Linked DNA regions of Homo sapiens: region 2 is linked to region 1. A link is a loop called in an ENCODE intact Hi-C map of the cell type or tissue named here. Cell type or tissue: PC-3. All regions are shown on one strand. Each heading gives the region's core, and the rest is flanking DNA. Links, peaks and the distances in the headings are about the cores only.

What was found. Hi-C counts contacts between places; a loop is a spot of excess contacts. Peaks named below come from ENCODE experiments on the same cell type or tissue, not always from the same donor. Only the 100,000 strongest peaks of a DNase experiment are listed, where the experiment ranks them.
Region 2: a loop joins it to region 1, with 16 times the contacts of the local background. A loop is called at or near these places in 5 of 110 quality-filtered maps.

The regions. Positions count from the first base shown.
Region 1 is chr1:162,355,591-162,360,548 of GRCh38, forward strand. It overlaps NOS1AP (nitric oxide synthase 1 adaptor protein), which reads left to right. Exons shown (of 10, transcript NM_014697.3): 8 at 1,370-1,546. Among named protein-coding and RNA genes, the nearest start is that of MIR556, 16 kb to the left of the region's middle. RefSeq lists a silencer at 2,157-2,379. In PC-3, for the core only: a CTCF peak has its summit at 2,280; a DNase peak (open chromatin) is centred at 2,291.
Region 2 is chr1:162,602,984-162,607,941 of GRCh38, forward strand. No RefSeq gene overlaps it. Among named protein-coding and RNA genes, the nearest start is that of DDR2, 27 kb to the right of the region's middle. In PC-3, for the core only: no CTCF peak of the experiment used is centred there; a DNase peak (open chromatin) is centred at 2,718; H3K4me3 peaks cover 373 bases; H3K27ac peaks cover 2,454 bases.

The sequences.
Region 1 (4,958 bases), core at 398-4,397:
TCCCACCAATATTTGGTCTCCTACTCCCTGGCACCCTCTTCCCTTAACAGCATCTCATCTTTGCACAGTATTTTGCAAGGCTCACTCTGGCACACACACACACAGACTCCCCTGTGACTTAGCTAGTAGAGCAAAGTCAGTTTGGGCCCGCTCTGCCTGCAGTAGCGGTGGTATACCGTTGGTAATTCCTGTGGATAGCACTTTGGAGTCTGGAAGTTGGCCCACTGGATGTCAGAAACTGAGAGACCACCTTAGTCTTCATCAGCTCTAACCTAACATCATATAGGTGAGATGACTGTGGCATCTGGGGGTTCCTAATGTGATCCAATTAAGAAACTAAGAACTTGAGATCAAATTCCAACCTGAAGCCAAAGCTAATTAAAAATGTTTTAAACCCAGAAGCAAAATTACTGACCAATAGCTCTACCCTTAGATTCCCAGGCGGTTTATATCAGGGCACCTCTCTCTCTTTAACATTCATATCTTATCTCACATGGAGGTTTGGAGGGCAGTTCAGTTCTAAACTAGCTGCCTGACGTTTCCTTTGGAACCAGTTTATCCTCTACAAGTGGAAACAGCCCTGTGTCACTGGGGGCCTTCCTTGTGTATGTCTGAAGAAGTCCCCACAGCAGAACTGCCAGAAACAAAATGTCTTTCCCTGCCATGGAATTCTATGAATCGTAGAAGCCATCTTGGTAAAAATGTCCACAGGAGAGGGAGACAGAAGGAAAGGAGGGAAGGACACAGGAACTTCTTTCATCTAAGAGGATCTCTCCAGATCATTATATATTTTAGGATCCAAACTTCTTTGCCGATGGTTCTCACCAGAGGCAGTGGAGGGCAGGAGGTAGCCCCCTCACATGGCCCCTTCCTCCAGGACCCAGCTCCACGCTTCTCCCAACAAGGGAGAAGGAACATCTCAGACCCTGGAGGAGGGAGCCCTAAGGACACAGCAGAGTAGAGGATTGAAGCTGGGTCCTTCCTGTTATCATGGTAGGGTGGATGGAAGCTACGTTTTCCTAAAATAGATTCTTCTAAGTCTAGAACCTCAAGGAACTCAGTGACAGGGTATCATTGGAAGTGGTGGGCAAGAGATGGAGCAGTATCAGCCATCAGTCTCCCATCGGGGTCAGTTACCGAGGTGTCCCCCTAGTCCCCCTACGATTTTCTGACTGTGTGGTATCAGCCCAGGCAGCTACACCATTTCCTTTCTGGGCCTCTACTCCCATTTCCATTGAAGATATAGTGCTGTCAGCTTATGGGTTGTAAGTGTGCCAATTTGCTCCTCCTGAGTGCATGCCAAAGAGAGGGAGGCCCCTCAAGATGGCTCCTGCCACATGTCATGTCCTGTCTTCTCCTTCTCCTCCAGGTTTCGCACCCCCAGGAGCCCATGCTGACAGCCTCACCCAGGATGCTGCTCCCTTCTTCTTCCTCGAAGCCTCCAGGCCTGGGCACAGAGACACCGCTGTCCACTCACCACCAGATGCAGCTCCTCCAGCAGCTCCTCCAGCAGCAGCAGCAGCAGACACAAGTGGCTGTGGCCCAGGTTCTCCTCAGCCTCCTCCCTACTTCGCAGGCTCCACTCTCATGGGCTTGATGCACCTTCCCTAGCGAGGGGCTCAGGGCAGGTTTAAAATCTAGGGAGTCATAAGGAATCGCTCATGCTATTGGATCATTGCTTGTTGGGGAGTGGGGGCAGCGGGAGGGGGATAGATGGGGGATGCAGTTGAAATGGAGAGGCACATTTTGGTTTCCCATGTATCCCCTGCTCTGAGCTGGGCTTGGCTGGCTTGGCTGAATGTTGTTAATGACTTGAACTGACCAAGGGAAAAGATGCACACAATTCCACCCTTCCTTTCCTGCCTTACTTTCCTGATATTTGGGGTGGAAAGTGATGCCTTTGGAGTCAGAACAGTTGTGGCTTTATGATACCACTCTTAAAACAGCTTAAAGTATGAATTTGTGCCAAACACTGTTGTAAAAAGATTACTACCCTAGCATCCCAGTCTCCGTGTCTATAACAGGTTTCCCAGCCTTCATTACGATCTACTTATTCCAGGCAGTATTTGATTGGAATTCATTATTGTAGGATTTAACTTACAGGAATTTAGGTGTATTATTTGAGCCATAATGAAAAGAATTGGCTTAGATCTCAGAATCAAGGTGGTGTTTGTACCCCAAAAAACTTGTTCGGGGGCTGCTACATTATAGGGGAGGGTGAGCTGATTTCCCTTGCTGCTTTCAGCAGGGATTCTTCTTGTTTGCTTTCTATAGAGGGCGCTGTAGTCCACATCTTTCTTGGGAAGTCTGAGCTCCCTCTCTACCACCAGCACTCAGGGAATGGTGAAGACATTCATTCATACCCAAGGCTGAATCCTGAGGCGAGAGGCAGGGTCAGGGCCTGATGAGTGCATGAAGATCTTAGGAGACGGGGCAGTTGGGGCTTGGAAGAATTGGTAAAGGATCTGGAAAGGCAGCCTGCATCAACATTCTAAATCTGCTTGACCAGACTGTTGACCACTTAGGTTTTCTGCATTCTAGAATGGCGGGGAGCAGACTTCTCCAGGGAGCACTTATTGCTCTCTGTTATGTCTTCTGCTTACTCTTGTCCTGGCTCTTGAGTGGACTGAATCATCCAGCCAGAGATATCCTTTCCACCTTTCCACCTTGAGGAGGCATCCGGCGTCCTGGCCATAACAGGATCTGCTATGACTCAGGGTTTGAAGAAGACCTTCTTGTAACACGGTCTCTCCTGACCTGGGCCTGAGATGCAAGGCTCATGGATGACTTTTGCAGCCAGGTTTCAGGAGAGTAGAGTCAATGGGACACAGCTCTCAAGTTATCGGAGTCTTTTTAAAAAGTCTTACCATGAAACAAAAGGATATCTCGTGATGCTAGGAGGATTTGCAGGTGTTCCCAAAACAGCAACAGAGAGGGGGAATGTCATTAATGGCTTCTTATATTTGGAGAAAAAAAATCATTTCTCTTTGTCAAATAAAAGAATCCATCTCCTGTAGTTAATGATGGCACAGCAGTCTGAGAATCCCCTCCCTAGTGTGACAGTTGACAGGAGCACAAAGACTAAGCACTGCAGCACGGGTCCATTCTCAGACTCATTTCATTTCCACAAGTTTCCCATTGAATACAGAACATAATACTTTTATTTTGCAGCGTATCAATTGCCAAGTAATTATTATTTATCTAAGAGTGGGCTTGATGCATATTCATGATATGATTTTATCAGGGAGGCATTTGAATTCGAAGTCACTGCTAAGTACTAGAGAGAAACTATTTGCAAATGTGTAATCCACACAATAGTGTTGTGGCGGTGGAAGGAAGCATTCAATCTCCAAAGCAACAAGACATGTAACTTATCACAGGTCTACTACAGTCAGGATGAAACCTTAAGAGTAGTTTTCTGGTATAGAATCAATTGTCAGTCTCCATGGGAAATCCTGCCCTGGCCCTGTTTTAATTGTGTCTCTCCTAGAAGACAATGAATCTAGGGGAAGGAAAGGGTGTGGTATTAGAGATTTGCTTCATGAGCCTCTCTCGGTTCCACATGTCCACAGGCTGAGCACCCTTAGCCTCTCACTCACTTGGAATCTGTTGAATATAGTTGCCCTGCTTGACTCTCAATACAAGCAGTGTGGTGATCAAAAGGCCACCATACTGCATCTGTGTCCCACATTTGTGAGATGACTTTAGGGAGAGTCTTAGGCTTCCAAAATCATCAGATAGGACGTTGGGGTCATCTGATAGGTTCTTGAACATACTCCTGTACCTCTGTCTGCCATGCCCATCTGTCTCTGACTACCTTCTTTCTGTTCGCATCTTGCTTTTGCTGTCCAGGACCACAGCAGGGATATTGTACATTTCAGCTGGCTTTCAGCTCTCCTGTCCTGCAGACGGATTCGGTCCTAAACTGACCTTCAGTTAGAGGTTTCTCCGCACACTGTTCATTCTTCCACTTTCTTTGTAGTGTTTAATTCAAGGGCTTTTTTACTAGTGTCTATATCCTTGGGTAAAAACAATTACGTAAGATGTAGCTGGATTAATAGGTGGGTCTTCTTGGCATCTTTCACACATTTGAAATAGACCAAGTATAGCAAGCTTGGTTTCTCTACGCGGGGGGGGGCTGATTTCAGTTTCCAGCACGAGGTCAGCTCTTACTTGTTCTGTCAGACTCTATTGCCACCAAACTGCAAGGCTTCTGTCTGTCTTTATTAAACTACCAGCAGTCCCCAGAATTCCAGTGAGTAAAACTATGACCTCAGCCTTTCAGGTGGGAATAGTTTCCTTCTCTCGGAGAGCATCCAAATCCTCCTATGTTGTTCCTGGATAAAAATCTAAGGATAAAGACAGTTTCTTGCAGACAAGTGTACCCTTGATGTCACTTGTTGCACTATTTATGTCGTCCCCCCCCCACCACCCCCATTTCTTCCCACAGACTAGTCTAGTTCTGCTGTTGCCATGGGGACCAGGCTTAGGTTTCCTTCACAGTGTCCTGATTTGGTCTAAGACCGCAAGACCTCTCCCAGCCTCACCCTAAATTGGTTCTGAGCTGGTCTCAAAGGGGCCCGCCCTGACCTTAAAGGTATATGGGCAAAGGTGGTATTCAACCAACTCTTAAGTATTTCCGGGTTAGACCTCAGTGGGTAAGTAGTGAATACCCAAGTCCCTCTGACCGCTCTTCCGACCCAGCATGAGGCTTGCCTGGCTGCACTAGCTTCCTGCTTTTAGGTGGACCAGAAGTTCAAGGGTGTGAATGAGAGTATAGCTAAGCCTCGAAGCGAAGCTGGGATGTAGCTGGCACCTGCATGGCCATGGGCTGGGCCGACATAGTCTCAGAACTGATCTGGGCACTGTGGCTGATTGGCAAGTGTTAAGTAGGCCAGGTCTATTCACAGTTTGCCAATTCCCAGCCTTTTTCCTGAGGAAAGTGTTAGTACAGTTCA
Region 2 (4,958 bases), core at 334-4,333, 250 kb after region 1:
CCCTTAACTGCATCAAGTTGCCAGGTGATTCATGCCCAAAATATGGGGTTAATTAGGAAATCTATAACTGATATTTCTAAGTGTGGTCGCCTGAACCAGGTACATCAGCATCACCTGGAAACTTAGAAATACAGATTCTCAGAATAACTACATTATGCATATGGGGGTGCAGCCTAGAAATGTGTGTTTTAACAAGCCATCTGCATGATTTTGGTGTACACTAAGGCTTGAGAATGGTCACTGTAAGAGAATTTGGGGAGGCTGACTGAAAGTTCAGAGATGTTCCTGTGTTGATTTGTTTAAGATAATGGCCTCCAGCTGCATCCGTGTTACTGCAAAGGACATGATTTCATTCTTTTTTATGGCTGCATAGTATTCCATGGTGTATATGTACCACATTTTCTTTATCCAGTCCACCTTTGATGGGCACCTAACTGGATTCCATGTCTTTGCTATTGTGAATAGTGCTGTGATGAACATACAAGTACATGTGTCTTTTTGGGTGAACGATTTATACATTTTTTTAGTTATATGCACAGTAATGGGATTGCTGGACCAAATGCCACATGTTTTCACTTATAAGTGGGAGCTAAACATTGGGTACTCGTGAACATAAAGATAGCAACGATAGAGACTGGGGACTGCTTGAGAGGGGAAAGAAAGGGTTGGAAAACCAATAGTTTTTCACCAGTAGTTGAAAAGCTATGCTTACTACCTGGGTGACAGAATCAATTGTACCCCAAGCCTCAGCATCACACAATATATTCATGTAACAAACCTGCACAGGTACTGCCTGAATCAAGAATAAAAGTTGAAATTATTAAAAAATGTTCAGGGATGGTACTAAAAAGGAAACATAAATTAGGGAGAGAGACTGAGAGGCCAGTGTTTCCAGAGCAATAATAAATTAAGCTAGAAACCAAATAGATAAATCTTATGTGAGCTTTGTTCTTTCAAACACCCGAGGGGGCGGTACTGATCGTGGTAAAAGAATGAAAGATGGGCTGCGTGCGGTGACTCACGCCTGTAATCCTAGCACTTTGGGAGGCCGAGGGGAGCGGATCACGACAGGAGTTCGAGACCAGCCTGACCAACATGGTGAAACTATGTTGGTCTCTACTAAAAAGACAAAAATTAGCCAGGTGTGGTGGCGTGTGCCTGTAATCCCAGCTACTCAGGAGGCTGAGGCAGGAGAATTGCTTGAACCCGGGAGGCGGAGGTTGCAGTGAGCAGAGATCATGCCACTGCACTCCAGCCTGGGCGACTCCGTCTCAAAAAAACAAACAAACAAAAAAACTAGCAAGACATGACCAGGAGAATTGTAATTACTAGAACAATGGTTTCCAACCCTTAGGATCCTCTGAATTACTTGGAGAGATTTTTGAAAAATCTTGCAAGTTTTTGACTTCAATCCTAGAGATTATGATTCTCAGTCTGGTAGAAGGCCAGAGCATCTAATTTATAAAAAGCATTAGATGATTCCAAAAGGCAGCTAGGAGTGAGAATTACTGACTTGGAGGCATAGACTTAGCTTAGAAATCAACAACCAAGGATGAGAGGGAAGAGACTGGATGTGTTCTGGCTTTGAAAGCTTAGACGAGGAGAAGAGTGAAGAACATTTCACTTGAGAACAGTACAAGCAAAAGATGAATACAGGCATTCTGGGGATAATTCCACTTTGCAAATATCTCAGACTGCTAGAAACAACCAGCCTAAATGGGGGTCTTTCTAAATTTTATCCCTGTCTGACTCAACATCTTCTGAAATGGGAATCAGGGTGGTAGGCAGGGAAGAGAAAGAGGAAAGTTAGTGAACAGTTTGGTTTAAAAATATTACAGGCACTTCTTTCGGGCTGAATGAGAAGTAAAAAGTATAATAATGTGTTAAGGCCAGGCGTGATGGCTCACACCTGTAATCCCAGCACTTTGGGAGGCTGAGGCAGGTGGGTCACCTGAGGTCAGGAGTTCAAGACCAGCCTGGGTAACATAGAGAAACCCCATCTCTACTAAAAATACAAATATTAGCCAGGCGTGGTGGCACACGCCTGTAATCCCAGCTACTCGGGAGGCTGAGGCAGGAGAATCATTTGAACCCAGGAGGCAGGGGGTACAGTGAGCTGAGATTGCACCGCTGCACTCCAGCCTGAGCCACAGAGCGACGCTCTGTCTCAAAAAAAAAAAAAAAAAAAAAAGGTGTTAAGGTGATGACGTTATGGGTGGGTTTTTTTCTCTCTATAAATTTTTGGACAATACATTCTTAATTTTATGATTAAAAAGCTTTATCTTTTATAAAGGCTCAAAGGAAAAATTAACCAAAGGTGTTCACATTAGCCACTTTGGTACAGCTGTGAAGGAAATCTGAGGTAAAATTGGCTGTGGTGCAGTTGAGGTGGAGGATGTAAACATACTTTCAGAGAGCGGAATGTGCATTGTTGCAGTATAAGAAAGCGTAGTCTCCATTATGCTATTGTCTTTGGCATTGGGCATTTAATAGAGTCTTCATTTGTGAAATATGATAATGCCTTATGATTCAGAGGAATATACGAAGGAAATATATAGAAATTTAAGGTAATGCAGTTTGAGGTAAAGCTTTTTTTCAAGAGGTTTAATATGAGCCCTCTGATGGAATGTATACATTCAGTATTATGTCTTTAAAGCTGAAAGGTCTAAAAGGCTTGCCAAAAAACTCAGTGAGTCAGTGGTGACAATATGTTTATGTGAACAGTGTTTTCCAAATTATCAACAAAGTTAGGACACCATAAGAACAAAAAGTCTATCCTTGTAGCTTCATGACTCATCTTTTCCACATCAGTTCTTCAATTTCTCTCTCAGTGATTCCACTTCCCAGGAAATGATCCTTCCCACAAATCTCAGATTTTATTCTGGTAGGCAAAGTTTTTTTTTTTCTTCTTACAAAACCATGTGTACAACTCATGTTGTATTTTATAGAGTAAAATATATAACATAATATGGATAAGATTGAAATGAGACAATCGATTTTCTTTTAAAGTTTAAAATATACATTTTATTTTATTTTTTAAAATAAATTCCTCACTTTTTTTTTTTTTTAATTGGAGACAGGTTCTCACCCTGTTGCCCAGGCTGGGGTGCAGTGGCTCAATCATAACTCACTGTAGTCTCAAAATTGTGGGCTCAAGGGATCTTCCTACTTCAGCTTTCCAAGTAGCTAGGACTATAGGCATGCAGCACCATGCCCAGCTAATTTTTTTTTTTTTTTGAGACGGAGTTTCACTCCTGTTGCCCAGGCTGGAGTACAATGGCGTGATCTTGGCTCACCGAAACTTCTGCCTCCCAGGTTCAAGCGATTCTCCTGCCTCAGCCTTCTGAGTATGTAATCCCTCCTGGGATTACAGACATGCACCACCACGCCTGGCTAATTTTGTGTTTTTAGTAGAGACGGGGTTTCTCCATATTGGTCAGGCTGGTCTTGAACTCCTGACCTCAGGTGATCTGCCTGTCTCGGCCTCCCCCCGCTAATTTTTTATTTTAATTTTTGGTAAAGATGGTCTCACTATGTTGCCCAGGCTGGTCTCGAACTCCAGGGCTCAAGAAATCCTTCCACCTTGGCCTCCCAAAGTGCTGGGAATACAGGCATGTGTGACCACATCTGGCTTATTTTATAGACTTCTAAAAGGTCTGAAATGTGATAAAGGAGAGATTAACTGTCACACGAATATAAAGTAAATATTCAGTAAGGATAACTATGGCTAACATATTCTAACACTTAACCATGTGTCAGGCATTGCACTAAGCACTTTACATACATTATCTCATTTAATCCTTATTACTTTCCTATGAAGTGGGAACTTTTATTGTCCAGTACACAGGGAAACTGAGGCATAGAGGTTAAGTAAATTGTTTAAGATTATATACCTCATAAGAAGCAAAGCTGAGAATTGAACCCAGAGTCTAAATCCAGAGGCCCATACTTTTTGTCTACTTAAAATAAATTCAAACATACACAATAGAACAGAGTAATAAGCCTCTATTACTTAGTTTCTAACAATTAATTGTGGTTAGTCTTGGTTCATTTATTTCTCACTTTCCCTCTACACCCCACCCACCCACTGAATTACTTTAAAATCAGTTCAACATCTTGGTTGTAATACTTCATTGTATCAGTGTATATTGGAGTGATAAAATAACCAGTGTATGTGTGTGTTTATATATATGAATATATATATGTATTTAGACCAGGTCTCACTCTGTCACCCAGGCTGGAGTACAGTGGCATGAACATGGCTCACTGCAGCCCCGAACTCCTGGGCTCAAGTGATCCCCCAACCTTAGCTTCCCAAGTAGCTGGTACTACAGGCACATGCCACTGGTCCAGGTAATTTATTTTGTAGAGACGAGGTCTTGCCATGTTGCCCAGGCTGTTCCCAAACTCCTGGGCGCAAGTGATCCTCCCACCTCAGCTTCTCAAAGTGTTGGGATTACAGGCGTGAGCCACAATGCCCACCCCATGATATTTTTAAAACCTTAATAATTAACAATCATGCCTTAATATCATGTAGTATCCAGCCAGTGTTTGAACTTCCCCAAGTGTCTCATAAATATCTTTTTTTTTTTTTTTTCTGAGACAGGGTCTCACTTTGTCGCCCAGGCTGGAGTGCAGTGGCAAGATCTTGGCTTACTGCAGCCTCAACCTCCTGGGCTCAAGTGATTCTCCTGCTTCAGCCCCTCAAGTTGCTGGGACTACAGGTGCACACCACCATGTCGGCTAAATTTTTGTTTTTTTTTGTAGAGAGGGAGTTTCACCATGTAGCCCAGGCTGGTCTTGAACTCCTGAGTTCAAGCTATCCCCCTTCCTTGGCTCCCAAGGTGCTAGGATTACAGGTGTGAGCCTCTGTGCCCAGCCCCCAGTGTCTCATAAATATATATTTTTTATGTTGCATTATTTGAATCAGGCTCTACAGTCAATTTATTGCCTTTGAC